Linked DNA regions of Homo sapiens: regions 1, 2, 3, 4, 5 and 6 are each linked to region 7. A link is a loop called in an ENCODE intact Hi-C map of the cell type or tissue named here. Cell type or tissue: endothelial cell of umbilical vein. All regions are shown on one strand.

Region 1 (4,000 bases), 470 kb before region 7:
GGGACAGTCTGACTTCAAGTCTGTGCTCCCTGCGACCCCAATGCCCCGCTCTCCACTACATAACCCAGCTCAACACCACTGACACCAGCAGCTGAGAAAGGGCCTGGGGTCATACCTTGCACTCCTGTGTGTATTCCAGCTGGGAATTATCAGGGATAAAATTACAAAAATCCTGAAAGGAAAAACACACAGACACACACAAATTTGGATTAGGCAGCATACTGCCAACCTACGTTGGCATACTACAAGACAAGAAAAATAAATATTAACTTAAAAAGTGACCAGAAAATAACTGAAGACAACCAAAACACAGGAAAGATAAAAAGACCAATTCGGATCATCTGTCTCAACAGCAGCAGGCTTACGATTCAATTTTTTTTAAGTTAATACAAATATTCAGTTACAGTTTAGTAACTCCTTTCAAAAATTCATTCCTCAAGCAGCTGATGTCAGAGAAATGTGTTGCTGCACTAAGAGGCTTCCCCAAGACTTTAACACTTAAAACTGATGGAAGAAACTAACAGAGGATTCTGCCTGTTTCTAACAGCCTTCCCTCTACTCTACAAACGGCAATGGTGAACATTTACACGGGCTAAAGTGCCTGTAGGCTGCTTCAACTTGGAATATCTGCTCCTATCAGATCTAGCACTCAGAAATGAGAGATGAAAAGGCTAATTCACAAAGTAGCCAAAAATACCTCACATATTCTATGCTGCTATCAAGCAATACAAAAGACACATGAAGTTCCAAATTATTTTTTAACAATTTTTAAGGGAGACTGAGGCGAGAGAATCACTTGAGCCTGAGAGATCGAGGCTGCAGTGAGCCGAGATCACATCACTGCACTCCAGCCTGGGCAACAAAGGAAGACTGGCTCAAAAAAAAATTTTTAATTTAATTTAAAAATCAAACTAAGGTCATTTTTTTAACCCACTCAAATGTCTTTTTCGTTTTTGAAGGCTCTAATACAATGCAACATAACTATACCTTTCACAACAGTAAGATAATAAAAGTTTCCTTTAACACTGAAAATTTGCGATTCCTTCTCTTCCAAATGTATTTCTAATGCCCTTTAATGCTGTATTTTAAAGATAAGTCTTACCACAGTCTTTGAGGTCCTCTGAACAGCCAATATCTTATTTTCTAAGGAAAACTTAATGCACTTCACTTCTCCTTTGTCATCCATTCTTTAAGAAGAAAGATTGTGTTAGTAGTTAAATAACCGAATTCTAGCTACTACCATTTATTGAAAAGGCAAAAGACACAATCTATATTCAGGAGGCAGCAAATTCTAGTCTAAAATTAAAATTATGTTTCGGAAGCCATCAGTAGGACCTCTTTTCAAACTACCAAATCCAACTGGAAAGAACTTGCTGGGAAACTTACAGTATTATGGGTAACAAGTGATTGAAGAATTCAGATCACACACACATATCACCTGAGAATTGTTCCAACATAAATAACTATAGACCCGCTCAGGAGCCTTCTCCGTAACTGCTGTTTCTCTCTCACAGCAAAGCTTCTGGAAAGAACTATCTACTTGTGCATCTCACAGCACATTCATTATGCAACCCAGATGGCTCCACTACAGTGTCTCATGACCGCCTCAGACAGATGTTAAAAAGTGAACTCAGCTGGGCACAGCGGCCTACACCTGTAATCCCAGCACTGTGAGAGGATGAAGCAGGAGGATCACAGGAATTCGAGACCAGCCTCAGCAACACAGTGAGACCCCGTCTCTATTCCAATACATACATTTTTTAAATTAAAAATTCATTTAAAAAAAAAAAACTCAAGGGATGGATTACAGAAGGGCCCAAGGAAACTTTTCGGGGTCTGAACATGTTCATTGCCTTGATTGTGGTGATGGTTTCATGGGTGTATACATGTCAAAACTCACATATTGCATAATATTAAGTGTGTACAGTTTATTATGTGTCAACTATGCCTCAATAAAGCTGCTTTTAAAAATCTTTTTTTTTTTTTTTTTGAGACGGAGTCTTGCTCTGTTGCCCAGGCTACAGTGCAGTGGCATGATCTCGGCTCACTGCAACCTCTGCCTCTCGGGTTCACGTGATTCTCCTGCCTCAGCGTTCCGAGTAGCTGGGATTACAGGCACGTGCCACCACACCTGGCTAATTTTTGTATTTTTAGTAGAGACAGGGTTTCACCATGCTGGCCAGGCTGGTCTCGAACTCCTGATCTCAAGTGATCCACCCGCCTCGGCCTCCCAAAGTGCTGGGATTACAGGCATGAGCCACCGCGCCCAGTCTAAAAACTCTTTTTAAGTTAAATTCAGTACCTTCCCCCCACCCACAAACTTCTTAGAGCCCCCAATCTAGATTATCACGGGCTCACTCGTTTTCCACACCCAACCGACCCCCGGGTCTTACGAGAGACCCATCTTCCTAAGTATCCCTTGATTGCCTATGCAATGCCACTCTACACCACCAGAGCGCTGCTCTTCACCACACATGGCTCGCTGATTGCTACTCTCCATAGCATCCCTAACTCTGACAGGCTCCCAACTAAGCCAGCCTCCGTGCTGTGAACAGCATGATCTTGCCAAACACTGACATGATCATCCCACACCCCACCTGATAAGTTTCAATAAGAAGATAAAGCTCTAATTTCATAGGAGAATATGTAAGGTTCAAGCTGGCCCCTGCCAGTGGCCACACCACCACCATTTCCCCTTCCCTGTGGAGACACCCTATGTAACCTTCAGTTACACAGACCCAGAGTTCCCCAAAACACCATGCTCGAACCCCATCCATACTTTAAAACCTTGCTCAGGCCGGGTGCAGCGGCTCATGCCTGTAATCCTAGCACTGTGGGAGTCTGAGGCGGGCGGATCGTTTTGAGGTCAGGAGTTCGAAACCAGCCTGGCCAACACGGTGAAACCCCATCTCTACTAAAAATACAAAAAAAATTAGCCGGGCGTGGTGGTGGGCGCCTCTAATCCCAGCTACTTGGGAAGCTGAAGCAGGAGAATCACTTGAACCTGGGAGGCGGAGGTTGCAGTCAGCCAAGATCGCACCACTGCACTCCACCCTGGGGAACAGAGGGAGGCTCCCTCTCAAAAAAGGACAGTTTCTCATTAACACAGACCAACAGTAAAATTTTTTAAGTCACTACTGAATTGAGGGCCTACATTATACTTTCACCTTCTGTAAGCACCAGTGTTACAGTGGCCAGATAGCTTATCATCCAAATCGAGACACTTCTGAAAGTGAAAGGCCCTGCTGTTGATCATTAAACCTGTTCAACAGTGCGAACTGGGACTATGCAGTCACCTTAAGTATAGTGGAAGCCATGATTTTCTTGTATTATTACATGAGAAACAATGAATCTCCTCCACCTGCCACTCTGGAAAGACCTGGGCTAAAGAAATGAACGCCCTCCTCTGTGAACAAACCAGAAATGGGCACATCATCACGCTGACTTGTTAATTTCCAGTGCTAGGAAGTGGCTGCCCCACTTTTGAAGTATTTGGCTCCCAAATCAACTGCTCCAGATATTCCACTCTGACAAGAGGTGCTAGTAAGTGCCACGAAGACCCTCCCTACAGACAGGAATTCCATGTGCGCACACAGACTTCAGGCCTCTTAGGGCAGACCAAATGACAAAATTATAAAAAACCATTTGAATTAGAAAAACATCATTCTGTTTACATGACAAAATGATCTGAAAGTGTCTATACCATTACCTAAATGAGATGGGATTCCTATCATCTGGGCCTTTAACTACCACGCCAGTAGCTCCACCAGATCGAACAGCAAAAACCTGAGAGGGAAAAGCAGCAAGGTTAACAGCCTGAACTCTGAAAGGATCTAAACTCAGAAGCCAACCCGCAAGCGATTATTTCTGTTATACACCACCCTGGGTTCAACTAAAGTAACACGGCACATATCAAGGTACAGATGTTTGGCTGCTCAGGTGAATTTTAAAAACCAAGAGCAGAGAGCGAAAAGGATGCCACCGTGACACCGGGTCGGGT
Region 2 (4,000 bases), 100 kb before region 7:
CTCTGCGCCCGGCCGAGTCTCGCCCCACGCGGGGAAGAGTGCGCCTCCGGGTCTGGACCGGGTTTCAGGAAGTTTGTGATCTCGTGTGGGGAGGCTCGGACGCCGCTTTCTACTGGGCTCCTGCAACTCCCAATTCCCGACCCACTGCACAAGCGCGGTGCTCCTCTGCGAATGCTGGGCTCGTGCAAACACGTGTAACCCCGCACTCCCTGGGGACGCCCCCTCTTTTGGGTGCCCTCGTGGTTTGGGATTCGGGCCCGGAGCACAGGATCCGGCAGGGCGCGGGAAAATGGGAGCAACCCGTGTCCCGTAGCCCAGAGACCGCGGGGAGGCTGGGAGCGCCGGGCGGGACGCAGGGTTGGGTGCGCGTCGCATCCCGGATACTCACCGGGACCTCTGCAGCTGCTCGAAGGCGCTGGTGCTGCCGCCCTGGCCTGGCTGCTCCAGGGAGCAGTAGTTCTGCGAAGTCGGCCTGGAGAAGGCGATGGGCAGGATTCCCTGAGTGAACGAGTTGAGGCGTCCCCGACTGCCGCTCCCACTCCCGGGGGTCCCGGAGCCCAAAAAGGCGGCCGCCGGCACCTGCACGCTGATAAAGGCATCGTCCTCCTCCAACTCCTCCTGCCCGGCGGCCCCGGACCCGTCGAGCAGCTGCAGTTGGGCACAGGCGGCGAGAGGCGCCGGCCGGGGCGGCTGCCACTGCTCCCCCGACGCCCGGCCGGCGCCCAGGGGACTCGCGAACCCCCGCGCCACCCCGGGGCCGGACACGGTCGCATGGCCGCCAGGAATCAAGGGCGGCAGCGACGAGGGCTGTGGGAGGCAGGGGCCGGACCCAGCGGCTAACCCCGCAGCCGGCGTGCCCGGCGCGGCGAGCGCGATGCAGCCGCCCCGCTCGGCAGCGGCGAGCAAGCTGAACCGAGTCCTCGCGCCGCAGGCGCCGCCGGCGCCCGGCTTGGCCGCGCCGCCCTCCTCGCCACCGCCCCACTCCGCGTCCTGCGGCGGCAGCCGGCCGTCCAGCGAGATGTTGGTGAGGAAGGAGAGGGCAGCCTGGCGGCGCCGCGGGTCCATGCGCGGCTTCCGGGGGGGTTCGGGCGGCGGCTGGGCCGGCGCGGCGGCCGCGGGCTGAGGCTGGGGCTGCGGCGGCGGCTGCTGCAATCCGCTGGCGCCCGCGGCGTCGGTGCCGGCGCTGCCGCTGCTGCAGGCGGCCGTGGTGGCGGCCGCCGCCGCCGCCGCCATTGTGTCCGTCTGCGGCGGGATTTCCGCGATGCCCGGAGAAGCGAGCGGCGCCCGAGCGCTAAGCGGCGGGCGCGAGCGGCGGCGACCCGGGCTGGGTAGGGCGCGGGGATCGGGCGGCGTGCGCGGCGGTCCAGCCCCCCCGCGGGCGGGCCATGCTCGCCCCTCGGTGCTGGGGATGGGGGCGCCGCCGCCCCGGCCCACGCGCACGCCTCGCTACCTAGCTCGGCTAGTTCGGCTCGCTGGCTGGCCGCCCGCCGGTCGCCTGGCCGCTGGCTCGCGGGCTCCGGGGCCGGGTGTCCGTATTTATAGGTGCGCGCGCCCCGCGCTCGCGCTCCAAAGCCCTCTTTGCAATAACACGGAATCACGTGTGGGGAATGCGACCTGGGAGGAAAACAAAGCCGCAGGCGGCGGCCGCAGAGGCAGACGGCGGGAGGCAAGGGGCCACGGGAGGAGGAAGAGGAGGACGCGAGAGCCGAGCGGGTGGTGGGGCGGGGGATCGGCCCGGCTGTCCGGGTTGTCGGAGCTGCCTGCTGGGAGAGTTGGCGACTCCCGGGGCCGCGGAAGCCAGGTGCGGGAGGCGAGCACGTTTCCCCCGCGCGCTCGCACTGGGAATTGGGTGAGCGAGCAGAACCCGGTGGGTTAGGTCCTGGGGCTGTGCTCCTGGGAGAGTTGTGGGTCTACAGGACGGTTATGTGGAGCGTTGCAGAGTTTTGGACTGCGAGCGAGTTACTTGGACCCCGCAAGGCCGTTGGTCCCCGAGAAGTAAATAGATCCTTTTCATAATAACACGGGTAAGTCCACAGCCCCTATGGAGACTGTCCCACCGTAAAGCTATCGCTAACAACCATTGCAGTTGGGTCTATTCATTCCCAGGCCAAGGATGCAGCCCCCGGGATAAATGCACGCCTTGGGATGCATAAGAGCCCAGAAGCACGAACATCTTACATGTGGCCAACGAACTCACGCATCCCCAATCCATGGTATTGTCACTTTTCATCTCTCTCTTAGCAAAGGACAACGCAAATTTTTTACTTTGGCTCTGAAATGTGCTCCATTTTCTGTGAAGACCCAGGTGGGCTAAAATGACCTTACACTCTTTTCCCCTGGTCACCTTGCAAATTTTTGTAGATTATGATCTCTTCTCCCTCATAAACTGGGACCAATGTGGACAGTTACCCTGTCGTTTATCTCATAAGCACGTTTGGCACCTACCATGTCTTCTATAAATACGGGTTCCTGACGGCCCTCCCAGAGCAGTAGCTCTGAATCTGGGAGGAGTCGCAGTCCCCACCCACAACGAATGCTTGTTTTGGTTGGGGGTGGGGGCGGGGGCGGGGACAGGGTGGAGGAGTTCACCTGGAGGGATCTGAAAACGTGTGCGGGTTTCCCCAGGCGGTATGGGCAACTTAACAAATGCAGTAAGGAACAATTGCCACACTGAATTAAGCTCTGTGACACCTAAGAAACCTGCTGCACTTTTGAGGGAGAAGCAATGTGTTTCAGATCAACGGATTAATTTAATTAAAGGTTTAAATTTAGCCCTGGAGCTAATGGGTAACTCTACATTGAAATTCCACTCCATTTCAAGTTCAGGAAAGTAAATTGAGTAATGGAGAGCAAATACACCGTCCAGAGAGGTGCCGCCAACCCGGAGTGCCAGACAGAGAGGGTTTCAGGTTACATTTGCTCAGGACAGAGATGGCACGTGGCCCTTTACATGAACAATCGTTGTTATATTTTATTTTGTGCTGTTTTTAGGCCTTTTGAAAACATGGAGCCTGGTGTCTGTTTACAGCAGCCTCATGTCAGTGGAGTCAAAGCTCAATGGCCAGCTCTGTGAAATTTCACCAGGATTTTAATTATTTTGGCTAACTACCTTGAAACTTCCAAGCCCTTTTATGACAATTGACTTAATTTACATGACCACTGGCCTGGTTGGGAGGCAGTGTTAAGTGAAAGACTCCAACGGTGCTCCTGTAAAATATATTTTCCATCATTCAAAAATGATAAATGTTAATTTCAGAACATAAGATAAGCAAAGAGGAGCAAAAAAAAAGGGGGTATCACTAACAATATCTTCTGTGGAAATAACGTAAAACTTAAATTTTGATTTCTGTTTTGTATTTTCATATATTTTATAGAGAGATATGTATATATATTCTTTTAGCCTGTCACCCAGGCTGGAGTGCACTGGTGTGATCATAGCTCACTGCAGACTCCTGAGCTCAAGCGATTCTCTCTGCCTCAGCCTCGCGAATAGCTGGGACTACCGGCACCCACCACACCTGGCTAATTTTTTTAAAAAAATTTGGCCTGGCACGGTGGCTAAAGCCTGTAATCCCAGCACTTTAGGAGGCCGAGGCAGGCAGATCACGAGGTCAGGAGTTCGAGACCAGCCTGGCCAACATGGTGAAACCCTGTCTCTACTAAAAATACAAAAATTAGCTGGGCATGGTGGTACGTGCCTGTAATCCCAGCTACTGGGGAGGCTGAGGCAGGAGGGCAGGAGAACGGCTTGAACCCAGGAGGCGGAGGTTGCAGTGAGCCGAGATCGTGCCACTGCACTCCAGCCTGGGTGACAGAGCAAGACACCATCTCAAAAAAAAAAAAAAAAAAGAAAAGAAAAAGAAAAAATTTTTTTGTAGAGATGAAGTCTCACTATGTTGCCCGGGCCGGTCTGGAACTTCCAGCCTCAAGCAGTCCTCCCATGGTGGCCTCCCAAAGCACTGGGATTACACGTATGAGCTGTCATACCTGGCCTTGGGTG
Region 3 (4,000 bases), 160 kb before region 7:
ACTGTACATTTAAAGGGGGTAGGGAAACATCGGAAAATTCAGTTCAAAAACAAGCCTGAATCATTTTTCTTCTGCAACAAGATTTTGGCCTGAATTACCTGGACAGCTGTCTTAAGTTTCAACTTGACCTGCTATGCCTGGGAGGTCACAGCTTTACACTGAATGAGAAATCAGAGACCCAACTAGTTGCTGTTTTTGTTTTGTTTTGTTTTTAAGATAAATTTTAAATAAACATTTGTTGAGCTAAAATGGCTTGGATTCAAGTTTTTTTAAAATTTTTATTTTGCTGGAGTATATAGCATTTGCCTGTACTATAGGACTGGCAAAATAGACCATAGGCCAAGGAGACCTTATTTGTGTGTAGTGTTTTCACCTGGCAAATTTTAAGTTACAAAACCACAATCACAACGACAGAAAAGCAAAATGCTCAACAAACAAGAGTCTCAGTTTATTCTAGATAAAAGGGGCTGTGACTTTTCGATTTTGGGTTTTGCTACCGAAAAACCTTTCTGACCTAGGCCACAGGAGCCAGCTCCTGCCATGGGACATGGGTGCCTGTGACCTGATTCTTGACTCTAAAGAAAGATTCTGGGCTGGGGCGTGGTGGCTCACGCCTGTAATCACAGCACTTTGGGAGGCCGAGGAGGGTGGATCAACTGAGGTCAGGAGTTCCAGACCAGCCTGGCCAATATGGTGAAACCCCGTCTCTACTAAAAATACAAAAATCAGCCTGGCGCGGTGGCAGGTGCCTGTAATCCCAGCTACTCAGGAGGCTGAGGCAGGAGAATCGCTTCAACCCGGGAGGCCGAGGTTGCAATGAGCCAAGATCGTGCCACTGTGCTCCAGCCTGGGTGACAGAGTGAGACACAGTCTGGAAAAAAAAAAAAAAGAAAGATTCTTTTAAAGGCTTGCAGAACCCTGTTTGAGGACATTTAGTAGATGCTTCCTGTGGCTTTCAGGAGGGGTTAGAGTGGGGTTGGGATTGACACTCCCCCACCCAACTCTAGGCCTCCAAACCCAGATTTTTTAATTTTTTAAAAAGAAAGACAAGGCCTTGCTCTGTCGCCCAGGCTGGAATGCAGTGGTGCCATCATAGCTCACTGCAGCCCCAAAATCCTCCCACCTCAGCCTCCCAAAGTGCTGGGATTATAGGTGTGAGCCACTGCGCCTGGGCCACTAAACCCAGATTTAATTGGCTAAGGTTCAAGGAGATAGGGCCTCACTCTGCCTTTTGCTCTCTGAGAGCAGACCCAGAACTCCAAACAGCCTCATTTCTTCCTCCAGAATGACTGCTCGAATCTGCAGGCCACTCAAAGTTCCCACCTGTCACACACACGCAAAGAAGGTTCTTGAAACATGGAGTCACTGGAAAGAGGAGAATCCCTGAAAGCATAAAGTGGTTTCTAGATAGGGCCAAGGGTTCAGAAGCATCCTTATACCACTTCCCTGGCTTCCTTTCCCAGGAGCAGAGCTTCCTGGGCCAGTCAATCTGAGGGCAGCAGGCCAAGAGCTAGACAGTGTGCGGGTTCAGGCGGCTCGCAGATCCTGCCACCTCAGCAGACTCTGGCTCCTTCCTCCCACCTCCCAGCTGCAGGAAGCTGGGACTGACGCCAGCACAGACGAAGGATGGCCTGAGTTGCTCTCTGCAGAAAGAGGGGCCCCAGATTCCTCAGCCTTCTTCTGGAAGTGGAAAGCCACAAAAGGGCCACAGGTGGCTGTCTGTACCAGCAAAGGAAGGAGCTGAGGCTGTGATCACTTTAACAGCTGCGGCCACCAGCATCCATCCACCCAGTCTGGAAAACCAGGGCAGGTGCCGATGGCAGCCACGTTTGCTGCAAACAAATAGAGGTTTTTCTTGACAACTAGTAGAGACGGCTTAACTCCTTATTTTTGGACACCAGGTAACCACTAGGCAGGTGCAAAACTTCTCAGTCCAAGTCCTCTCATGACGCATGCTCAGTTCTTGGAGTTACAGGTAGATACAGGAAATCCACTAACAAACCACGATGTGCTAGAGGAAAGTAGGACTTTTAACAGGGTAACTTAACAAGATGTTTTATTTCCATATCAGCACCCAATTCTAACTGCACATACACCTTACTAATCTAGCCCTTCATTAAGCAAGCTGTTTGTTGTGTTGCCTTTTTTTTTTTTTTTTTTTTTTTTTTTTTTTTTTTAAGCATTCAACCAAATCACCAGGGAATCTAAGAAATGCTTTAAGAGAATTGTGGCGTTGGCAACAATTGCCAAGGAACTGGAATACCGGGCGCTCAGGTTGGCAGGTTAAGCGAAGAATGAATTAATTTCACAGCCGCCTGCAACAGCGTGTAAACATCCATTTAAAAACATACATTTTAAGTGATGCAAAATTAAATTAGCATAGAATTAAATTAAAAACTAATTTAATGAAAGATTAGCTCTTTCTTGTTAGCACTGATTACAGGATATACTTAATTATGCAAAAGGTTTAATAGATTCCTTGGAGCCATTTGTTCTTCTGCTAAGCTTAAAAGCAAGTTGGGCTAATAGCCTTCCACCCCCACAGTTCCCAAAATACTTCAGCATCATTATTGGTGTTACCATTTCACAGACCAGAGAAGGCTTCAGCGATCAGCCAATTGGTCTTCCCATTTTATAGATGGGAAAACTGAGGCCCCAGAGACACTAAGTCAATTTACAATGCTACATACCCAGTTGGAGTCAGGCTAAGAACTCAGGTTCCCAGGCTCTCAAACTAATGTCTCTTCTTCTACATCATGCTAATATAACTCCTAGGAATAAGTGAATGTCTAAGTAAATATGAGAACAGTTATGCTTTTTAAGTTCTCTTTTTTTTAAGTTTTCTTTTTTAAGAAACTCCAGGCTAGAGTGCAGTGTTGAGCATAGCTCATTTAAGTCTTGAACTCCTGGGTTCAAGCGATCCTGTCGCCTCAGCCTCCTGAGTAGCTGGAACTACAGGTGCACATCCATGTGCCTGGTTAATTTTTTTTTTTTTTTTTTTTTGTAGAGATGGGGTCTCACTACATTGCCCAGGATGATCTCAAACTCCTAACCTCAAGCAACCCCTCTGCCTCAACCTCTCAAAGTGCTGGGGTTACAGGTGTGAGCCACCGTGCCCAGCCAATATGAGAACCTTATTTATTTATGTATTTTTGTGTTGACTGATTGATTGTAGACATGGGGGTCTCACTACATTGCCCAGGCTGGTCTTGAACTCCTAGACTAAGCAATCTTCCTGCCTCCACCTCCCCAAGTGCTAGGATGATAGGTGTGAGCCACTGCACCCGGCTGAGAACTTTTTTAAATCAAAAAAAGGTCCTTTAGTGGAATAAACACTTGATTTCTAAAACTCTTCTGATTTCTGACATTCTTAGAATTTTATAATAACAAGATTTGAGGTTCAGTGCAGTATTCTGTGAACGCTGGTACAAGTCACAGTTGAGGCCAACAAGCATTTTTACTGCATTCATTTGTGCTACCACAAGGCTGAGGACCAGTCTGGGTGGATTCCGTGAAGAGGGGTGACAGCGCACCAACCAGGAACGCAGAACCCACGTCCTCCTCCAGCCTCTCCTCGACACCTCGAGACTCAAGGACACTGCATCCCGAGGCTCAACAGCCCTGCCTGGGAATTCCTGAAGAGGGGAGAGCCCTCTGTAGCCGGTACCCCGAGTCACCCGGTTTCCTTCGGCTCACAGTGGCCACGTTGTTCCAAGGACCATGGCTTCTAGTAGCCTCTCGAAACTCCAGGGGCTTCTCAACGTTATTCATGGATTTTCCTGTGGCAGGAGTGAGGGAGCACCTCAGTCAGATCGCGATGTCACTCACTCTAACACCAAAGCCAGCCACTCAGTGCGCCTGCGAACACCTCTCCTGCATGCTCGCTGAGTATGTGGACCAAGGCCAGCTCCCTCATTTGACTTTCAGCGTAGCTTTCTGTATGACTCCTGCAGGGAAATGGCCTTCTCCCACTGAACTGCTCCTCACAGAGTAACACTTG
Region 4 (4,000 bases), 350 kb before region 7:
AAAAGTTGACCTCCTTGTGACTTCATTCTCAGATTATGAAAATAAACTATCTGGAGCTGTAGAGTTCATTTTCACCATCCACAACAAGGCCTTTGTGTATTCATGCACACACACACACACTCATGCACACATACACACACACACACACAGTTTGACTGTAAGGCAATACGTGGCTCGAGGAATTAATCTAACTACCTTGCAGAATTATTTATTATAGTTTAATATTAGAATACTCCTGTTTGTTTATTCATTTGTTCAGGATTTATCAAGTACCTATGAAATGTCAAACATGTTGCTAGGCCTAAAGCTGCAGAGACGTAGGAGACGCATTTCTTAGCCTTAACGCAGAGTTGGATGGAGGGGCTGGCCTGTACACTCGGGCTGGCACAGGGTATGGGTGGGCCAGCGGGTGAGCTCCAGTAATTCGGCATGGGAGGAGCAAGGAAAGCTTCCCTGGTGGATAGATTTGAGCTGAGTCAGGCAGGATGGGAAGGGACTTTCCAGTTTGATAAGGAGAAAGGGCTCTCCTTGTCAGGCAGGCAGAGGGAGCATCAAGTGGTGGCTAAGGGTGCCAGCAGGGGTGACACCGCAGGACTGGCAGGCAGGTGATGGGCAGCTTCCCTCATTCCTCAGTGCCTCAAGTGCTCTCCTCTCTAACATAGAACCAATGACTGTTAATTACCCCATGATTAAAGGATTCAGTACATGCAGAGCCCTTAGAACAGCACCTGGCAGTGTGAGTAGCCCTCACAGTTCAGTTAGCTAACCCAGAGGAATGTCAGCTATTTATTGTTAATTTTGGCAGCATGACTTCTTTTTTTTGTTTTGTTTTTGAGACCGCCTCACCCTGTCGCCCAGGCTGGAGTGCGGTGGCGTGATCTCAGTTCACTGCAATCTCCGCCTCCCGGTTCTAAGCGATTCTCCTGCCTCAGCCTCCCGAGTAGCTGAGATTACAGGTGTGCGCCACCACACCTGGCTAATTTTTGATATTTTTAGTAGAGACGGGGTTTCGCCATGTTGTCCAGGCTGGTCTTGAACACCTGACCTCAAGTGATCTGCCCTCCTCGGCCTCCCCAAGTGCTGGGATTACAGGCATGAGCCACCACCCCTAGCCCTTTGGCAGCATGACTTTTGAGGAGTTATAATAACCCATTTAGAACCCTGAGACCTCAGTAGGACTTGTTGCTAGGTTATTTTGGACTGAGTATCCTGAAAAGGAAAATGACTGCCATGAACTCAGTCATATCCAGAGCCCTGGGAGATGGAGCTAAGTAATGAACATATTGCCTGTTTTTACTCTCTGTATCCCAGGATCTGTGTGCTCTTTTACTCCCCTCCATGGAAGGGGCCTTTTCTTTTGGCCTGAAACATTAGCCCTGGAAGTTACTGGGTGAACATGCTATTCACAGAAGTGGAAGAGCATCCCTTTAGTCCCTCCTCTCAATTTCTGCTCTTACACTAGGCTGTTGAGGTTTTGGTTACATTTAGCTCTATTTTGAGTAACTGCTGGGCATGGTGGTTCAAGCCAGTAATCCCAACACTTTGGGGGGCAAAGGCAGGCAGATCACTTGAGGCCATGAGTTCAAGACCAGCCTGGCCAACATGGTGAAACCCCATCTCTACTAAAAATACAAAAATTAGCTGGGCATGGTGGCACACACCTGTAATCCCAGCTACTTGGGAGGCTGAGACAGGAGAATCGCTTGAACCCAGGAGGCAGAGGTTGCAGTGAGCCAAGATCACGCCACCGCACTCCATCCTGGGCAACAGAGCAAGACTCTGGCTCAAAAAAAAAAAAAAAAGAATTTTTGAGTAACACATTTATCATACCGGGGGCAGTTACGCAGGTGTGAGCCAGATCACCTTTGCCCTCCTCCTTTCAGCTCTTGAGGGCTAACTTCCCAGCAGATGGCAGTACAGCACGGTTGGCCTCGCGTCCTGTGCTCTGCAGAGGCAGGGTTGGACAAAGATCAAGATTAGAGTCTAAAGTTGCAAAAATAGAATCTGTTCATTAAAACAGGGGAAACTTTATTATTTAGGCACACATGAAAACTTAAGGTAGCCTTTGTAGTAAGCCACATGTTTCTCTTGTCAGCGCTTCACGTCTAAACAATATGTTCATACTTCACACTGCCTGAACTAGCATCAAAAATTGTAGTTTGTTCCCAGCTAGCAGAATAATCCTTCTGAAATGTTTAGAATTAATCAAAAGTTTAATTGTACCTGTTCATTTCCTCTATCAAATATAGAAGAAAAATCTGTGTCACCCTCTGCTAACATGTTACTCTCTGCTAACATGTACAAATGAGTTCTCAGTACAAAAGTCTGATTTCATTAAACTGACTCATCAAAAGGAATTATAAGGGTGAGTCCAAATCAGAATGTCTTCATTACAGGTAATTTAAATGCCAAGTTTATATTCCTCCAGTCTGCCTTTTTTTCCCTTGTCTCTCGGGATGGAGTAAAATGTCCCTTCTCCTTTTTTCTGTTTTTTAATTTTCATATCACACCAGATAGTTTATAGGACTGCTCTGAGTCAGCTGGATTAGTGAATGGAATATTTAAAGAGACAGAACTAAAATAGAAGTTGAGGTTGGGTGCAGTGGCTCACGCCTGTAATCCCAGTGCTTTAGGAGGCTGAGGCAGGAGAATCGCTTGAGGCCAGGAATTCAATACCACTGAGCAACATAGTGAGATCCTGCTGCTACAAAAATGAAAAAAAAAAAAAGAAAGAAAGAAAGAGTAGCCATACATGGTGGCTCATGCCTGTAGTCCTAGCTACTCAGGAGGCTGAGGTGGGAGGATTGCTTGAGCCCAGGAGTTTGAGGCTGCAGTGACCATGTCATTGCACTCCAGCCAGGGCAACAGAGTGATACTAGATAGATAGATAAATGGATAGATAGAACAAGAGCTTAATTGCTTTTTAAAATACAGGTTACATCTATTTCTTTCTCTCTCCTCTTCTTAGCATGTAAGATTTTTGAAGACACAGCCCCAGCGTCATTTTATCTTTCACGAGTAAACATCATTCTAATGGTGAAAGTACTTTGCTGAAGTGACTCAACTCTGGAATTCTGAGTCATCCTTCATTTGGCCCAAGCAGAAAAAGCCTCAATAAATACTAAAGTGCAGCAAGCTGTTAAGCTCTTGATAAATCTACTCATAATTTATTTGCCTCTTGATCAAAATGTTTCCTTTTAAGAGGAATTTAAAAAGTTTTAAAAGTCTAATTGTATGTTTCTTTACTTTTATGCAGAAAACATCTCCTGCAAAGATCTGTAGGTAAGTTTACTGCCCTCCCCCCAAAAAGCCATAATATAAGATTTAACCTATTTTTAACTTGAATGATAAACTGTTCAAGATTCATACTCTAAGAGGTGGCAGAAGAATTTATTATAAACATTCATATATCCCTAATTTGTGTCTTAGTCTAAAATTTCTTGTGTTTTTCTTTTCTTTCTGAAATATTTTATTCCAAAAGAGAAAACACCAGAACCAACCTGTGCTAGATTTCAGTCATTGATGCCCAAAACTTTACTAACAGTTGTGTAATACTGATGGAGAATGAAAATGAAAAACATGGAAATGACTTAAAAATTTAAAAGTAATGTTTGTAGTTTATTTAGTCTTTAATATTTTCCGTGGTGGAAAAAGCACCAGCCTGGAAGTCCTGGGATCTGAACTGCAGTCCTGGGCCATAGCAGGGTGATTGTGGGCAGCTTTCCTCGTCCTCTTTGCCTCAGTTTCCTCAGCTACAGCGTAAACTGGGCCGTCCTGTCATGCAGACCCCGGTGCCTGCAGCATTTGAATTCTAACCTGGGTGCCTTGCATCTGACTGCTTCCCGCTTCCTCTGCAGGCCAAGCAGCTCAGTCCTGGAGACAGAAAACCAACAGAGGTGCTTTGATAGATGGATTTAGGATTTCTACTGCAGATATTTCTGGGCTTTCATCCAATCCCCCACCCTCCTTTTATTCCTTTATTACAGGTTGCACCTTGAAA
Region 5 (4,000 bases), 210 kb before region 7:
CTTGTTTACTGTTTACTCTCTGACATCCCCACTCACTCCAAGGTGGAGGAGAAGAGGGGTTGTGGCTGGTTAGTTCTCTACTGGGTAAGGAAGCTTGGCTCATAATAAGGCCTCAATCAATACTTGGTTCAACAGGCGAATTCTATACCTGTTCCCCAACACACAAAAATAAAGCAAACACCCCAGCGCCCCCACCCCCAACTGCCCCACTCTGTTTCCTACAAGTTCAATGCAAATGCATGAGAAACGGCCTGTAACCCATGTCGGCTTCTAGGAAAGAAGTCTCCAGGGAGCTGGGGGGTTGAGGCCCTTTGTAATACACAACACACTGTCAAGAACTTAGACGAGAATTCTGAAACGTGGATTTCCCACATTTTATCAAAGTGCCAACATCTGTGGCCAGAATAGGAAACATAGGTCTCCAGGAGCCGACCAGGAAAATGCAGTCCATGCGCAATTCCATTCTCTATAGCATGGACTATTCCCAGAAGCACTGACTGCAGAGCCAATGCAGTGAAATTAAAAATGATCCACTTGGGAACATCAAATGAGGAGGGCAGGACATACATGCTGACTTGGCAAGTCTTCTAGCACAGTCTAAGGAGGAAAAGTTGTATGTGTATACGTGCACACGCACATACACACATACTGCGGCCTGGAACCTCAAGGCTCACAATGAAATCATTTAAAGAAAAAAAAGATCAGATAAAAAAGATCAGATCTAGCACCAGCCCAACACTAGGCCTATAAAAGGAGAGGTCGGCATTATCACCAGGCACGTGTCTGTTAGGACAGCTCCCGCCAACATCGAAATAGTGTACCTTCCTATTCTCTTGGTTACCTAGAAATCTGCTACACTGTTGGCCCAAAGAATGATCTTCATGTCCAACCCCGAGGTCGGCAGTTGTGGGGCTGACTGCTGAGGAATGTGGAATTCAGAGACAGCTGGGCAACGTGAAAACAGCCTCGAGCCAGGAGCTCTAGCCTGGATCCCCCATTTCCTGTCTATCAACTAGGAAAGCCTCACTTGGACTCCCTGAGCCAGTTTCCTGGCCATGTTGCTTAATAAATAAAGTGAATTTTAATAAGTAAGGCAGTGAACCACATAAAGCATCCTTATTCTTACACCAGTTGCTCCCTCCTTGACATCAGGGCAATCATTCTGGTCATTTATTGAACACTTATTACGTGCTTGCCTCTGCCAAAGATGAATATGCCCTGGTTTTTTAAATAAACAGATCATAGAGTGGAAGAAAAGTAATTATACATGACTCTGATTTTGCTTTCTGTGTTAGAAGTTGGGGCATGAGTGAGGGAGAGTGAGGAGAAGCGGCAATTTCAAACTAAATGCCTTTGACTTGAATAAATTCTCCAATGACTAAATGCATTCTGACGCCGTGTGGCATACGAAAATGACCACTGAACTATGTGCCAAAGAACAAGAGGATAAGTGCTGAAAGTAACTGGCAAGGCCCCAAGTTCTGCCTGGTGTTTCTCTGACAAACAGCGGAGAACCCTCAGTTCTGAATGAAGATCTGGGTTTCCTTTGAGTACGGGGGATTGGTTTCCACTCTGGCTACTGCAGACACAAAAGCCGAGGGGAGAAAAAAGACCCCCTGGTTCACTCCTAAGGCTGGGGCTCCAGAGAACAGCTCAGGCTGGGAGCACAGGAGGGAGGGAACCAGAGGAGGAAGCGCTCGGCTGTGCCGGCCCCGCCAGGCCCGGCTCATGGGCCAGGACATGCAAAACGCAGGGAGGTGGTGGGGGCATTCTGGGTGGATGTCTCCCACCTGATGCTGTGCATGGCAGGCCTGGCCAATCGACTGTTCTGAAAGTGCAGCTCCCCCTCCTCCCACAGCAGGCGGGGCTCTGCTTGCCGCAAGAGTCAGGGCAAGTCGGCCCAGAGAAAGCGCCCAGGGCCCCGCCAGGCCCCTCTGGTGTCTGCAGAGGAGATGGCAGCCCTTGGTGGTGGGAAACAGTGGTCAGCCGAGAGCAGAAACCAAAATTACACACAGGGAAAAACAGGAAGAGTCCATGAAATAAAAACAGCAGAGAAAGGTTTTGCATGTAACACCCACAGTGTCCTACTTTCACTTTCCCAGGAGAGAATTCTGTCATCCCCAGCCTGGGGCCAAATGTTTGCTCAGCATGCACACGAAGGCCTGCAGCCACCAAGGAACTCCAAACGGAGCTGGACTTGAACTCAGCGCTACCAGGGATGGGCCTGGTCCTCTCCACGGGGGTTTGTGGAGGTATAAGCTCGGACATCCCCCTTCAGAGGAGAGGGTCCCCCAACCTGAGCTGGTGACTTTGTGGACACTGGCAGCCCAGCCTTGAAAGTGGTGTTTGCAGGCCAGGTGGCCAGCAGGATTCTGGACAGGAGGCAATACTGGTCCTTCCGTGGGCACCCACACCGGGGAGCTCCTCATGAAGGTCCCCCAGGCAGAGCAGTCTTTGAACAAGCCCCCAGCCGGCCACCAACCCAGGTGGGGCAACTGACGGTGCAGCAAACGGAGCCTCCATTCCACGCTACTCACCATGTAGGAAGGGAAGATCAGAACGCGTTTGTGTTTGCCACAAGGCCACTGGGGGTCATCCAAGAGATTTGGGTCATAGTCCATAAAGTCTCCCAGGTCACTACCTGAAGATCACATGCAAAATGCAAAATGATAATTAGCGGCTCCGGACCCTCCCCAGCAGAGACAGCCAGGAGAATGCCAAGTATAGCTGGAATGAAGAAAGGCTGGCTTTAGGGCACTTAGCTCAACGTCACGGCACTCACTGACTTTTATTAGACATCTCCGTGTGCCAGTGAAGTGGATTCTCCTCTTAAAAGGGTTCACCAAATTGTTAACATCCTGACATTTTTTTCCATTTTAGAAAATTATGTCTTAATCTCCCTGGGCCAGGAGAGCAAAAAACTTCACACAGCGTGCAAGATGCAGAAGACACTCTCAGAGTGTGGCCCCGAAGAGGTTCCTTTTTCAAACTTGCAGATCAAATTTGGAGACGCCTGTGCAGCACGATTTGGTGCGAATACTTCCAGGCATGCTATTGTGTCCGTATGAATACAAATCAGAGCGGCCACCAAGGCACAGCTGCGAACGATCAGAGGTGGCCGGAACACTAGGACAGGGATTCAGAACTCAGCACTTGGGCAGACCTAGGGAACTTCACATCCACCTGGAATTTCCCTGAGAGTAGACACGGCACTGCTTCCTAAAGTGTTTTCTCCACGTGCCAGTTCTTACAAAGGTTTGATCAGCAAAGCTGGAAGCATGCAAGTCTTCCTTCAGCCGCCAACTCAGCTCACCCACCAAGATAGGCACAAAGGAAACTCTCACACCTGAACCTGCACTTCAGAGCCCAGATTTTTTTTTTTAAAGTCCGAATTGAGCACCATGAAAATATAGGACAGAACCAGGTCATTGTTGGGGGGAGCTGAGTGGTCAGGGAAGCTGGGAGACACAGCCATCTCTACATGGTGTGCACGGCCTTGGCGTCTCTCCACGTGGAAGCTCAGGCTGTCAACGACTGGGTCATCTGATTAGAGAGAAATCACCTGCGGCTTCATTGCGGGCCTGCATGGCTTGAGATCAGGCTTTCCTAAAAGTCATGTCACCTGCGAGCCCCTGTCTTCCAGTCTGCATCACAGGGAGACTCAATCCCCATGTAAATGGAGGCACCTCCCTCCCACCACGAGCTACCAGACCCAGCCAGGCCAAGGTTACCTGTGTCGAGGCTCCCCTGGGTGCCGCTTGCCCGGCCTATGGAGAGGCTGCGGTGGCTCAGGTTACGGAACTGGGAGAAAGAGGAGGTGGAGTCTATGGTATTTCTCCGGGCTCCAAAGGCATTTGTGGGTAACAGAAATTGGGTATAGGAAACAGTCTAAAAGGTGAAGACAAAAACAGGCCAGTGATTATTCCCAGGCATTGCTAGCTCTGCATTCTGATCAAGCTACAGTTGTCACCCCACATTCAGGTCCACTTTCTCCTATTTG
Region 6 (4,000 bases), 380 kb before region 7:
TCTCTTTCTCTCTTTCCCCTTCCTGCCTGCCTGCCTGCCTGCCTGCCTTCCTTCCTTCCTTCCTTCCTTCCTTCCTTCCTTCCTCCTTTCCTTTTTCTTTTTCTTTTTTTTCTTTTCTTTCTTTTTGAGACAGAGTCTCACTCTGTTGCTCAGGCTGGAGTGCAGTGGCTTGATCTCAGCTCACTGCAACCTCTGCTGCCCTGTTCAAGCGATTCTCCTGCCTCAGCCTCTTGGGTAGCTGGGGTTACAGGCTCCTGCCACCATGCCCGGCTAATTTTTGTATTTTCAGTAGAGACGGGGTTTCGCCATCTTGGCCAGGCTGGTCTGGAACTCCTGACCTCATGATCCACCTGCCTCGGCCTCCCAAAGTGCTGGGATTACAGGCGTGAGCCACCGCGCCCAGCCCTCTTTTTTTTTTTTTTTAATTTTTTTTTTTGAGGCGGAGCCTCCCTCTGTCGCCCAGGCTGAAGTGCAGTGGGATGGTCTTGGCTCACTGCAAGCTCCGCCTCCCAGGTTCAAGCACTTCTCCCGCCTCAGTCTCCCAAGTAGCTGGGGCTACAGGCGTGCATCACCATGCCTGGCTAATTTTTTATTTTTATTTTTATTTTTTTATTTTTAGTAGAGACAGGGTTTCACCGTGTTGGCCAGGCTGGTCTCGAACTCCTGACCTCAGGTGATCTACCCACCTCAGCCTCCCAAAGTACTGGGATTACAGGTGTGAGCCACCATGCCTGGCCAACTCTATTTCTTAATACTAACATTGCCTCTGTTCTGTGCTTTTCCTGCAGTCCATCTCCTGAGGCTCACTCAGCGACACATCTAGCCTTGGTCCTCCCAGGAAGGGGTGAGGTAGATAAGGTGGTGCTGGAGGAGGCAACTGCCCTTACAGTGGAGGGTACAGGGTAACAGCCCCTAACACTGCGGCAGGGTCAAAACCTGACCACCTGGTGGGGAAGGAGAGCAGTGGCCTTTCAAACACTGTGGTGTTGGGAGCTGTAGACTGGTTTCTTTGAAGCTCTTATTGGGCTTTAGGGATTGTCAGAACCTTACTGAAGATGACAAGATTTCCATTTCAGCATAAACTAGATTACATGTTGAGAATCTTGGATCAGAAAAAAAATGAAACATGAAGTGGGAAGAAGTGATGATTCTGCATGATCAGAGAGCTGGGAAGAACCAGTGATGAAAGTGCCTTGAGAAATGGAGCTTGAGGCTGGGCACGGTGGCTCACGCCTGTAATCCCAACACTCTGGGAGTCTGAGGCAGGAAGATTGCTTGAGCCCAGAAGTTTGAGACCAACCTGGGCAACATAGTGAGACCCCATCTCTTTAAACAAAACAAAAAAAAAGAACTTTACGGAAACCCAGTGGTCACATGGTCCTTTGTGTATAGCCCAGGGCACTGTCTAGTGTGTGAAGCCTTGAGCATCTCAGCTAGTAAGGTCCAGAGGTTGGGACTCAGACTGCCTTATTCTAAATTGGGCCAACAGATGTGCCAGGAGTAAATATGTTAGCCTTGTGGGCTCTTCTATCTCTGTTGCAGCTACTCAGCTCTGCTGTTAGAGCATAGAAATAGCAACAGACAATACATAAACGGTTGGGTGTGACAGTGTGCCGATAAAATGCTATTTTCAGAAACAGGCAGCAGGTGGGGTTTGGTCTATGGGCCATAGTTCTTTGACTCCATCTCTAAATTATGCTCTGTGAGAAACTGTCATCACAGGACTCTTGGGTTCAAGAAATATTAGGGCTGGACTTCGTCAAGGGAATGTGATCCTCTCTGAGTCAGGAGGAAGAGTGAAGAATGAAAGAGAAAAGTCTAAGGAAAGTGAGAAGAAGGGAGAAAGGGGGCAGTAAGACTGACAAGCATAGTCACCAGTAGTGGACCAAAAAAAAAGAAAAAGAAAAAGAAATCTAGGGGTCTTCTATAATTAGTGATGTAATATGCAGAAATCCTTTCCAACTTTAAAGAAAATACTGACTTTACATTTGTAAGGTATTAGTATTTTAGGCAATTCCAGTAGTCAACATGAACCTTGGTTTCTTTTTGTTTGTTTGTTTTTTGAGACAGAGTCTTGCTCTGTTGTCCAGGCTAGAGTGCAGTGGCATGATCTTGGCTCTGCAACCTCCACCTCCTGGGTTCAAGGGATCCTCCTGCCTCAGCCTCCCAAGTAGCTGGGATTACAGGTGCATGCCACCATGCCTGGCTAATTTCGTATTTTTAGTAGAGACAGGATTTCACCATGTTGGCCAGGCTGACCTCGAACTCCTGACCTCAAGTGATCCTCCCGCCTCGGCCTCCCAAAATGTTAGGATTACAGGCGTAAGCCACCATGCCTGGCCTCTTGCTGTTTTATTTTCATGTTTGGAAACTATTTTTTGGTCCACTAGGTGTCAGTGTAACATAGAATTTTCAAAAATTCAGCTTCAGGAGCCTTTTCAGCACCCATGAAGAGCTAAACTGCAAATTGTTTTCAGGGAGTAGATGTTCTCTCAATAATGCATGCTCTATTTGAAAAACAAATAATTTAATTTAATTAGCCTTCATCTCAATAACGACAGTTTTGTAAACCGTGCCAACAGACTTTTGTTAGCTTCTTATAAAATGCTTTGTTCATCAGGGTTCTTAGGGATGACAGAGTGTGTATGGAAACAAAAAACAGGCCCATGATTCAAACAAGATGCAGTATTTGTGCTTATAAATAGTTAAGAAAGATCATCTATTACCACAGTTTTCAAATTAGACCCCTTGGCAAATAGTCCTTCAACATGGTAAGGTCTGCAGTCTTTGTGGCTAGGAGTTGCTGGGAGACCCTACAGCACACACCTTTCTTTCTTTCTTTCTTTCTTTCTTTCTTTCTTTCTTTCTTTCTTTCTTTCTTTCTTTCTTTCTTTCTATCTCTTTCTTTCTTTTTTCTTTCTTTCTTTATCCTTCTTTTTCTGTCTGTCTTTCTTTCTTCTTTCTCTCTCCATTCCCTTCTCTCTGCCTTCCCTTCTCTCTCCCTTCTCTTCTCTCCCTTCCCTTCTCTCCCTTCTCTTCCCTTTCCCTTCCCTTCTCTTCCCTTTCCCTTCCCTCCTCTTCCCTTTCCCCTCCCTTCTCTCTCCCTTCCCTTCTCTCTCCCTGCCCTTCCCTTCCCTTCCCCTTCCCTTCCCTCCCCTCCCCTCTCTTTCTTTCCTTCCTTCTCTTTCTCTCCTTCCTTCCTTCCCTCCTTCCCTCCTTCCCTCCTTCCTTCCTTCCTTCCTTCTTTCTTCTGTAGCTCAGTATCTCCCTAGAGGCCCGCACACCACAGAGACCTGAGATCCCACCAGGACCATCTCAGGATTTAATTCCATCTTGCCTCCTTTGTGGGCCAGCAGGACAATGAAAGAATAAACCAGCACAGGAGGCCCAGATGGCACCAGCTGAAGAATTAGAGGTGGGGAATTGTTGCATTAGTTGCATGTGCCTAGTTTGTTCCTAATGTTCAGGCCTCTGGCTATCCTAGAATCAGACAGCATTAGATCTGTAAAGGAGGGCAGGTCATTACAACCTCTCTGGAAGGTGATTTGGTACCCAGTTATGAACTTTTTTCTTTTTGTTTTTGAGATGGAGTCTCACTTGTGTCGCCCAGGCTGGAGTGCAGTGGTGCGATCTTGGCCCACTGTAGCCTCTGCCTCTCAGGTTCAAGCAATTATCGTGCCTCAGTCTCCCGAGTAGCTGGCACTACAGGCGCCCGCCATGATGCCCGGCTACTTTTTGTATTTTTAGGGGTTTCACCATGTTGTCTAGGCTCGTCTTGAACTCCTGACCTCAGGTGATCTGCCCGTCTCAGCCTCCCAAAGTGCTGGGATTACAGGCGTGAGCCACTACGCCCAGCCCCCAGCCCCCAGTTACGAACTTTAATGCACCTTTTTTTTTTTTTTGAGACAGAGTCTCGCTCTTTTGCCCAGGCTGGAGTGCAGTAGCGTGATCTCGGCTCACTGCAAGCTCTGCCTCCCGGGTTCATGCCATTCTCCTGCCT
Region 7 (4,000 bases):
CTACTACATAATTGTCCCTGGATTCTTAAATATGTAAAAAGAAAGTTCACTGTAGAATTACTGATAATTTCTCTTTTAAAAAGTGTTACAATTATAAATGACATGTAGAACAAGGGTCCCTCCCCATTTCTAGTAGGAGACCTAGTTTAATGATTCTAATTTTGCAATGTTCGTTGTGACAACTGAGTTGGTTATAGGCTCACTGAGGAGAATTGTCATATTCATCTTTCTACTCTCAGCTGCTAGTTCTGGCATGTAACAATCATTAAGTGGTTACTAAATTTTTTATTTTCCATTGCACTGCCATGTCTTAGCCCCAGGTGCTCCTCATATTTGGAATATTATAATAGGTTACTAAATGCTTTTCTTGCACACCTGACTCTATGCCTGACCACGCCGTCACCAAATCCATTTTATATATATTGCGGGCCTGATGATGCCATCTAAATTAATGCATTACTACACAGCTCAAAATGTTTTCTACTGTCTTGAAGTTTAACATTTTACTACTTTTCCTTGTTGTCATAGCAATATTTCTTAATTTGCCTTATACTGATTTGTGAACTTGTTAAAAATATAAATGCTCAGACAAAATCAGAAACTTTGGGGTGGAGCTTGGCAATCTGTGGTTTAACAAGCCTTCCAGGTGATTCTATTGTACACCAAAGTTTGAATGCCACTGTACTAGCCTGTAACAATGACTTAGGGCAGTGTTCTCAAACTTGGCTGCACACCAGAATCACACAGGGAGCTTTAAAAGAAATATTGATGGGCCGGGTGTGGTGGCTCAAAGGCAGGCAGATCGCTTGAGCCCAGGAGTTTGAGACCAGCCTGAGCAACATGGCGAGACCTCAACTCTACAAAGTCAAACAATACAAAACAGGCATGGTGGCACGCCGGTAGTCCCAGCTACTCAGGAGGCTGAGGCTGCAGTGAGCTGTGATCGTGCCACTGCTCTCTAGCCTGGGTGACAGTCTGTCTCCCCCAAAATTACTGATGCCTGGAACTTACCCTCAGACATAATTGGCCTGAGGTGCAGAAAACATTTGACTAGGTGGACTTATAAGTAAAGGTGATAAAATTGAATGCTTGAAATAAATTCATGTTATTAAAGTATCATTGTTTACTGAAGTTCTGTATAAGATTTAATTTGAAGAAAGGGATCTGCTACTAATGGTCTGAAAAACCACAGTACTACAGACTCAAGTCTAAAGTCTTAATTTTGCAGTCAAGACCCAAGTTTACTGCCTTGCTTACTTAAACCACATACTAGCTCTACTCCCTAGTTCTAATACATATACCTACAAAGGGGAAAGAACATCAAACTGAGGTCCCAGATGCCATACATTCTGGTTCTAGCCCTTTGGGACCTTGGCAATCACTGACTCTTTGGGCTCCTGTTTCTTCATTACAAAGTGAGAGGCTTGAATCAGATGATCTCTAAAGCCCCTTCTGACTCAGTATTTTAGCATTTCCACATTCCAATTAGTTGGTTTCCCAACTTAGATTGCATTGTCTCCTCTTTGCTTCTCTAGGTTAACTCATCCTAAGGCATAGTTTGGGTTCTAATTGGCCTTAAGATTTCTTCGGCACAGCCTAAGCCTCTTTGACCTCTTAGGCATCTTTTTATGGCTGCCTGTTCTCCCCCTGGGTAATATGATCTCATACATTTCTTTGTATTCCTAAATGCCCAATATATAGGTACACAATGTTGACTTTTTTTCCTCTCAAGACCATGAATTCTTGCCTCTGCCCTTTGTATATTTCAACAATAGCTATGTTGAAAGCTCTTTTTGGCCTGATGAGCTATCATTACTGTGCCAAAGGTATCCAATTCATATCCTGTATATCCTAGAAATTCTCTTTTGATTGCTCAGCCCCTAGTTTCCAACTAATTATTTCTCCAAAAATAGCGCTCGGCCGGGCACAGTGGCTCACGCCTGTAATCCCAGCACTTTGGGAGGCCGAGACAGTGGATCATCTGAGGACAGGAGTTGAAGACCAGCCTCGCCAACATGGTGAAACCCCGTCTCTACTAAAAATACAAAAAAAATTAGCCAGGCATGTTGGCGTATGCCTGTAATCCCAGCTACTCAGGAGGCTGAGGCAGGAGAATCGCTTGAACCTGGGAGGAGGAGGTTGCAGTGAGCCAAGATCGCGCCAGTGCATTCCAGCCTGGGCGATAAAAGTGAGACTCTGTCTCAAAAAAAAAGTAAATAAATAAAATAAAATAAAATAAAATAAAATAAAATAAAATAAAAATAGCTCTCTTCTGGCCTCTGCTGGTGTGATAGCAGAAAACTGTTTCATTCTTTGCTTAAGTGCATGCCAAAGAATTCAAGTGTAAGGACACTTAAGTTTTCTTTTGTCTCTCTTCTCTTTTCTTTTCCTCTTCTGTGAGACAGGATCTTGCTCTGTCACCCAGACTGGAGTGCAGTGACACAACCTCGGCTCACTGCAGCCTCGACTTCCCAGGCTCAAGTGATCCTCCCGCCTTAGCTTCCTGAGTAGCTGGGACTACAGGCACACACCACCACACCTAGTTATTATTATTACTATTTTGAGATGGAGTTTTGCTCTTGTTGCCCACCCAGGCTGGAGTGCAATGGCATGATCTCAGCTCACTGCAACCTCCGCCTCCCAGATTCAAGTGATTCTCCTGCCTCAGCCTCCCGAGTAGCTGGGATGACAGGCATGTGCCACCACACCTGGCTAATTTTGTATTTTTAGTAGAGATGAGGTTTCTCCATGTTGGTCTGGCTGGTCTCGAACTCCCGACCTCAGGTGATTCGCCCGCCTTGGCCTCCCAAAGTGCTGGGATCATAGGTGTGAGCCACTGCGCCCGGCCTATTATTATTTTTTTATGAGACGAGGTCTTGCCATGTTGCCCAGGCTAGTCTTGAACTCCTGGGCTCAAGTGAACCTCCAGCCTCAGCTTCCCAAAGTGCTGGGATTACAGCCGTAAGCCACTGTGTCCAGTCAACACTTCGGCTTTCTAAGGACTATTCTAACAGTTCAACTCGGCAAAGAGAAAGACTGAGGTGTCACTTAAACTGCTAGATATGCTGAAAATACACAGTTGGATAGTAAAATTTGAGATACAGTTCAAATGCTTATTTCTGCAGTGGCATTTTTCAAAATTAAACTCATGGATGTTATGAGATGACAAAGATGACAAAGTAAGATTCTTAGGTGTTTCTTTAAAAGCTTGCTCTTTTAGAGAATATTTGTCAAATTTTGTCTAATTCTGACACTGTACTTAGTATCATGCCTGGTAAAGTGCTGAATAAATGTTTGTTAAATAAATGAACTAGTGTTATTTGGTTTATGTAACATTAGTCTTTTTATGTAACTGAATTACAAATGAAAGACCATCTTGGAGCTAGGCTCAGTGGCTCATATCTGTAATCGTAGCACTTTGGGAGGCCGGGGCAGGAGAATCACTTGAGCTCAGGAGTTCAAGACCAGCCTGGGCAACATAGTGAAAACTCATCTCTATAAAAAAAAAAAAACACAAAAAATTTAAAGAAAGACAATCTTGGGAGAAATCTTTGCCCTCTTTCAAAGTTATTTCTTTCAGAGCGTCTAATGCCCTACATACATTTAAAAATACATGCTAGTTGCAGTTTATTATTATTATTATATTATTATTTTTTTGAGATGGAGTCTCGCTCTGTCGCCCAGGCTGGACTGCAGTGGCGCTATCTCAGCTCACTGCAAGCTCCGCCTCCTGGGTTCACGCCATTCTCCTGTCTCAGCCTCCCGAGTCTCTGGGATTACAGGCGCCCGCTACCGCGCCCGGCCAATTTTTTGCACATTTAGTAGAGACGGGGTTTCACCGTCTCTCCTAAATCGAGCCAGGATGGTCTCGATTTCCTGACCTCGTGATCCGCCCGCCTTGGCCTCCCAAAGTGCTGGGATTACAGGCGTGAGCCACCGCGCCCGGCCTATTTTGTTATTTATTGAGACAGGGTCTCACTCTGTCATCCAGCCTGGAGTG

What was found. Hi-C counts contacts between places; a loop is a spot of excess contacts. Peaks named below come from ENCODE experiments on the same cell type or tissue, not always from the same donor. Only the 100,000 strongest peaks of a DNase experiment are listed, where the experiment ranks them.
Region 1: it touches region 7 in a loop (4-fold over the local background); 6 of 110 quality-filtered maps call a loop at or near these places.
Region 2: a loop joins it to region 7, with 10 times the contacts of the local background. A loop is called at or near these places in 25 of 110 quality-filtered maps.
Region 3: it touches region 7 in a loop (2.2-fold over the local background); 2 of 110 quality-filtered maps call a loop at or near these places.
Region 4: a loop joins it to region 7, with 15 times the contacts of the local background. A loop is called at or near these places in 38 of 110 quality-filtered maps.
Region 5: it touches region 7 in a loop (2.5-fold over the local background); 4 of 110 quality-filtered maps call a loop at or near these places.
Region 6: it touches region 7 in a loop (12-fold over the local background); 46 of 110 quality-filtered maps call a loop at or near these places.

The regions. Positions count from the first base shown.
Region 1 is chr18:23,504,157-23,508,156 of GRCh38, reverse strand. It overlaps RMC1 (regulator of MON1-CCZ1), which reads right to left. Exons shown (of 20, transcript NM_013326.5): 2 at 3,710-3,786; 3 at 1,103-1,187; 4 at 116-172. It also overlaps a transcript of NPC1 not described here. Among named protein-coding and RNA genes, the nearest start is that of RMC1, 2.6 kb to the right of the region's middle. RefSeq lists enhancers at 2,186-2,689, 3,935-4,000. In endothelial cell of umbilical vein, a CTCF peak has its summit at 2,457; a DNase peak (open chromatin) is centred at 2,466; H3K4me3 peaks cover 486 bases.
Region 2 is chr18:23,132,996-23,136,995 of GRCh38, reverse strand. It overlaps CABLES1 (Cdk5 and Abl enzyme substrate 1), which reads right to left and starts at 1,511. Exons shown (of 10, transcript NM_001100619.3): 1 at 389-1,511. The coding sequence starts at 1,233. RefSeq lists silencers at 1-82, 183-252, 643-892, 993-1,202, 1,333-1,542 and 3 more and an enhancer at 2,163-2,312. In endothelial cell of umbilical vein, no CTCF peak of the experiment used is centred here; DNase peaks (open chromatin) are centred at 1,595, 2,400 and 2,888; H3K4me3 peaks cover 2,453 bases; H3K27ac peaks cover 2,227 bases.
Region 3 is chr18:23,190,084-23,194,083 of GRCh38, reverse strand. All of the region lies in intron 2 of CABLES1 (Cdk5 and Abl enzyme substrate 1), which reads right to left. Among named protein-coding and RNA genes, the nearest start is that of CABLES1, 57 kb to the right of the region's middle. In endothelial cell of umbilical vein, no CTCF peak of the experiment used is centred here; a DNase peak (open chromatin) is centred at 1,553; H3K27ac peaks cover 1,450 bases.
Region 4 is chr18:23,376,928-23,380,927 of GRCh38, reverse strand. It overlaps SLC35D4 (solute carrier family 35 member D4), which reads left to right. Exons shown (of 15, transcript NM_032933.6): 6 at 3,257-3,282. Among named protein-coding and RNA genes, the nearest start is that of SLC35D4, 59 kb to the left of the region's middle. RefSeq lists enhancers at 2,645-2,774, 3,982-4,000. In endothelial cell of umbilical vein, a CTCF peak has its summit at 1,904 (motif pointing right); DNase peaks (open chromatin) are centred at 607, 717, 1,937 and 3,057; H3K27ac peaks cover 3,677 bases.
Region 5 is chr18:23,235,783-23,239,782 of GRCh38, reverse strand. CABLES1 (Cdk5 and Abl enzyme substrate 1) reads right to left here. Exons shown (of 10, transcript NM_001100619.3): 6 at 3,732-3,888; 7 at 2,538-2,641. It also overlaps a transcript of SLC35D4 not described here. Among named protein-coding and RNA genes, the nearest start is that of CABLES1, 100 kb to the right of the region's middle. RefSeq lists enhancers at 1,891-2,010, 2,021-2,210. In endothelial cell of umbilical vein, a CTCF peak has its summit at 1,942; DNase peaks (open chromatin) are centred at 992, 1,432 and 1,972; H3K27ac peaks cover 1,773 bases.
Region 6 is chr18:23,410,380-23,414,379 of GRCh38, reverse strand. The region is part of intron 3 of SLC35D4 (solute carrier family 35 member D4); the gene reads left to right. Among named protein-coding and RNA genes, the nearest start is that of SLC35D4, 26 kb to the left of the region's middle. In endothelial cell of umbilical vein, CTCF peaks have their summits at 2,166 and 2,377 (motif pointing right); a DNase peak (open chromatin) is centred at 2,419.
Region 7 is chr18:23,029,968-23,033,967 of GRCh38, reverse strand. No RefSeq gene overlaps it. Among named protein-coding and RNA genes, the nearest start is that of RBBP8-AS1, 98 kb to the right of the region's middle. In endothelial cell of umbilical vein, a CTCF peak has its summit at 2,303 (motif pointing left); DNase peaks (open chromatin) are centred at 1,587 and 2,297; H3K27ac peaks cover 240 bases.